2 separate regions of the Homo sapiens genome follow, and region 1 is linked to region 2. The links are chromatin loops, found by intact Hi-C in ENCODE. Cell type or tissue: PC-9. All regions are shown on one strand.

Region 1 (2,500 bases), 150 kb after region 2:
GGCTCACGTCTGTGATCTCAGCTGCTTGAGAGGTTGAGGTGGGTGGATTGCTTGAGGACGGGAATTTGAGACAAAACATCTTTGTCCTATGCAATATTATCCATAAAATTACAGGTTTGAGATATGCTTAAATTTTCTTCTAACATGTATTAAAATAAACATATAACTTTTAATCATCATATTAAATTGTATTTAATATAAATTTATATACAATACATTTTTATATAATAAATTATATATATAAATGTATATATAATAGTTTTTCTTTTTTGAGATGGAGTCTGGCTCTGTCTCCCAGGCTGGAGTGCAGTGGCACGATCTCAGCTCACTGCAGCCTCCGCCTTCTGGGTTCAAACGATTCTCCTACCTCAGCCTCCCGAGTAGCTGGGATTACAGGCGCCTGCCGCCACGCCCAGCTAATTTTTGTACTTTTTTAGTAGAGATGGGGTTTCGCCATGTTGGCCAGGCTGGTCTCAAACACCTGACTTCAGGTGATATGCTGCCTCGGCCTCCCAAAGTGCTGGGATTACAGGCATGAGCCACCATGCCTGGCCTATATATTTTATATAATTATATAAAGTTTTCTATAATAAATTTTATATAATAATATATAAAATGGATATTTATTTAAGATAAAGTTATTAGTTTTATATATTTACATATATTTAGGAATAAATGTGTTACTGTGGGAGCCCAGTGCCCAGGCAGGTAGTCAGTACATGATGGTTGTCATTAGGGTTAATACTTTGGAATTCTGGATTTTTTCCCAAGAGAGTGTCTACGCTGGAATATTGGGCTTGTGGCTTTCTGCTGATGTGCATGTGTGAAGAAGCTACTTCCACTTATTAGGACTTGTGTATCTGTCTCGCAGTTTCACTACCTATTTTCTCGTGATGTTGGTCAAGTCGCCTAACTTTTCTGTGCCTCATTTACCTAATTTGTAGAATATGGGTAACAGTACACAAGTGTGAGTGTGTATTTCCCAGGACTGACCACTAGAGGGCGTGAAGGCACCGGCACTTACTATTACAGCAATGGGTGTAGTAGTGCTCGTGGTCGTAAACATCATTCTCCCATGAAAGGAACCAGGGCTTCCTGGGAGAAATAACTGATTCCAGGGCTGGGGCCGGAAAGCACAAGCGGAGCCTGGAGCATCTCGTGAGGCCAGAAAGTAAGGAGCCGGCTGAAAAATAATGGAGATCTGTCGAAAGGTCACAGATGCCAACCAGAAGGAGCTTTGAATGACCAATTTTGAGACAAAATGAGCACTATAAGAAATAATGATAGTAATAAATTCCAACCCATAAATACCCATGAGTTCCTACTAATATAAATAAATAATTGAATACATAAATATATAAGGATGAAGAAACAGCTTTTTCTTACAGCAGGATTCCAATTAATGAATGTAGAAGGAATGATCAAATAGAAAATCACTATTTGGCTAACAGCACAGTCAATTGTTTGTAGGCAAGAATTATCAATGGACTTTAAATATGAATGGGTAAAAGTATGATGATGCTACAACTAGTGAGTACCAAGGGGGAAAAAAAAGTATGTTGAGAAGAAACAGGCTACTTCCATATTCCCAAAGTATCACTTCAGGAGATACTTATTGATTATAATGGGACAAATAGTAACTTACAGTAGAGAAACCTGGCAACAGAGTCTCTCCGAGGTACAAAGGCTCTCTTCAGGAAGGAGGTAAGGGGAAGGAAGAAGAAAACACTGTCCTGCCTCAATTATTTGCTTTCCCCATTCTCAAGTGTACTTCATAGACATTCAAAGATATGTGTTGATAGTGTCCACGATCCACATGGCTCTATTATAGTCATTTATTCACACATACATTCAGTGAGGCTTTGAGTGCCTAATGTGTGCCTGATATTTGCTAGATGGTGGATGCTGAGAAGATCAGGTGTGCTGCTGTCTCTAGGGTGACTGAATCCACCTGCCCCACTTTACAGATGTGGAAATTAAAGTGAAAAGGATTTATAGGATTAGTTCACTGTCACAAGGTCACTAGCCTTAAAGTTACAGGAGTAAAGCAAGTTTCCTGACTTGCTAGATTTTCTGCTGCAGGTGCTGACAATGGTGAGCTCCAATAGGAGAGAGGACACTCAGAGTGAAGTGGGAGCCCTGAACACCCTGGATTAGCCAAGAGGACATGCCGGGTCCAGCTGTGACCGCACAAAGGACCATTGGGGATATTTGTATTCTCTTTTTCACTTAGAGCTTGAAATGAGGAAAACTAAGTGCAGAAAACCAAGAGTGGAAGATTTTTCACAAAGCACTGGTAACATGCATCAGAAAACCCTGTGCTGATGTCTGTCACGGTGTTTCTCACTGAACGGTAATAGTCTGGCTTTGAGTGTGTTCCCTCTACAGCCTGGAGTTCTGCGAGGCAGGGACCAGGTGTGATTCATCTTTGTCTCTCCAGTGACAGTACACAGCAGGCTCTGATAAATATTTCTTACAAAATAAAATGGAATAAAAAGTA
Region 2 (2,500 bases):
GGCATTGGTGAGATGGGTCAGAAAACCCTTTTCTGATGCCTGTCACGGTGTTTCTCACTGAATAGTAATGGTCTGACTTTGAGTGGGTTCCGTCCATAGCCTGGAGCTCTGCAAGCCAGGGACCGGGTGTGATTCACCTTTGTCTCTCCAGTGACAGTACACAGCAGGCTCCTATAAATCAATCTTTTCCTTCCTTCCTTCCTTCCTTCCTTCCTTCCTTCCTTCCTTCCTTCCTTCCTTCCTTCCTTCCTCCTTCCCTCCCTTCCTCTCTCTCTTTCTTTCTCCCTTTCTCTCTTTCTTTCTTTCTTTCTTTCTTTCTTTCTTTCTTTCTTTCTTTCTTTCTTCCTTCCTTCCTTCCTTCCTTCCTTCCTTCCTTCCTTCCTTCCTTCCTTTCTTCCTCTCTTATCTTTCTCTTTTGATGGAGTCTTGCTCTGTCGCCTGGCTGGAGTGCAGTGGCGCGATCTCGGCTCACTGCAACTTCTGCCTCCCTGGTTCAAGTGATTCTCCTGCCTCAGCCTCCGAAGTAGCTGGGACTACAGGCGCACGCCACCAAGCCCAGCTAATTTTTGTATTTTTAGTAAAGATGGGGTTTCACCATGTTGGCCAGGATGGTCTTGATCTCTTAACCTTGTGATCCACCTGCTTCAGCCTCCCAAAGTGCTGGGATTACAGGCATGAGCCACTGTGCCCAGCCTCAGATAAATATTTCTTACAAATAAAACTGAATAAAAAGTAGACACCTGCACAGGTGTGGGATGACTGAGCAGTGGCATAAGCAGGAGAAGTCAGCGTCCCCAGATCAGCTGATGTGGCATTTGGCTTCTAGGTAGCGGTGAGGCGCCAGGACGGGGACGGGGGTCCTGTGGCTCTGCTGCTCTGGGGACACTCCTAGGATTCAGAGTGTCTGTTGTTGTTACTGCACTTCACTTGCCCATTGGAACGTGATCAGAGGGTGTGGGGCTTCAGGTGACCCCACATGGGAAACGGCCAAGGAATGGTGGTATGGGCAGCACATGGTGGTTTTGTTTTTTTCTTAACCAATATTTGAAGGTCAGTTGTATGAAAAGCTGTTAGACTTATTCAGCCTACAGAGAGTAGTGTGAGGATCGGTGACTGCGAATCAGATACATTTTGTCTCCGGATGAAAAAGAACTGTTACAGTAGAGTAAGTTTCCTTGGAAAGTTACAAGTTTACTGGCAGAGTTCAGGCTGAGGCTGATGTTGAAAATACCTGTTAGAGTAAGTTTTAAGGTTACAAGGGCAGAGCTTGACCTGGAACCATTTCCTACTGATATCACATAGTAAGTATTATAAAAACTGTCCTTTGCAAGGGGACATTGCTTTATGATGCAGGCTGAGCCCCCTCTGACAGTTACTTCCAGCCTTTGTGGGTGGTTATAACTCCCTTATCTCATCTGTGACTTGGAGTTCATCCCGTATACCCTCTCTGCTCCAGCCCCGTCCCGTCCTTGACTGGTGAGACTGGTTAAGAGTTAAGTGCGTTTCCTGATGATAGTCACAAGGTGGCAGCCCTGCCTCTCTGGTGTTTTCTAAAACCTCTACCCAGATGCGGGCGAGTCTAAGAGGCTGTTAGGATTAAGAAAAGGTCACGAACGAGGTAAAATGTAAATGCCATTTTCCTTCTTTCTCCTGTGAGGTGACAAAGTTCAGATGAGTGTGAAATCACTGCATTTTAGAACTGGAAGACATTTCGGAGAACTGCTTCACAATCTTTAATGTGCTCACAGGTCACCCCAAGTTCTTGTTAAAATACGGATTCTGATCCTTCTGGTGGGGTCTGAGATTCTGCATTTCTGAGGAGCTTTTGGACATGTTGTTGCTGCTGGTTGGTGGGCCACACTTTGAGTAGCAAGGGTTGAGGGTCATTTAGACATTAATTCTCACTCCATGTGATTTATAGATGAAGAGATACCAAACTGCAGAGAGAGAATATAACTTGCCCTCCACAGCCATGCCCTTACTTTATGACTTTTTGCATTTAAACTCAGGGCTTCAGCTTCTCCATCCAGTTCTTTCTCCACACATCTCATGGCTCCTTCACTGTTGTTGGTGGCATCTCTTTAGCTTAGGAACCCAGAACCCCATTTTCACACCCTCTTTTGTCTTGTCTTTTCTGTAATCAGAAGATCAAGTTCACACGACTGTCTAGTGTTCATGCCTCTGCAACATATGATCCCCATTTAGCAAGCTTACCTAACTTCCCTGTTTTAAAATGGTTTCTTTCTGCTTTAACTCTCTCTGCTCCTACCTGTTCCCTACACATACCCTGTTCAGGGCTCTCGGTGGTAGTGGTGGTGGCATGGGCTCCGGTGTTAGACTCACTGAGGTTCTAATCCCACATCCACCAACAACCTTGGCAAGTTACTTCCCCTTTCTGAGGACGAGAATCCTCCTTGTGAAATATCCCCATATGGTGTTTGAGAAGAGCAAATAAAATAACATCTGCAAACCCACTCTTCTTCCTGGGACCTTCTTCAAA

What was found. A loop is a pair of places that touch in the nucleus more often than their neighbours do. Peaks named below come from ENCODE experiments on the same cell type or tissue, not always from the same donor. Only the 100,000 strongest peaks of a DNase experiment are listed, where the experiment ranks them.
Region 1: it touches region 2 in a loop (7-fold over the local background); 3 of 110 quality-filtered maps call a loop at or near these places.

Annotation. Positions count from the first base shown.
Region 1 is chr19:41,596,255-41,598,754 of GRCh38, reverse strand. No RefSeq gene overlaps it. Among named protein-coding and RNA genes, the nearest start is that of CEACAM21, 21 kb to the right of the region's middle. In PC-9, CTCF peaks have their summits at 793 and 996 (motif pointing right); a DNase peak (open chromatin) is centred at 1,014.
Region 2 is chr19:41,745,836-41,748,335 of GRCh38, reverse strand. No RefSeq gene overlaps it. Among named protein-coding and RNA genes, the nearest start is that of CEACAM6, 8.4 kb to the left of the region's middle. In PC-9, CTCF peaks have their summits at 1,324 and 1,524 (motif pointing right); a DNase peak (open chromatin) is centred at 1,535; H3K27ac peaks cover 393 bases.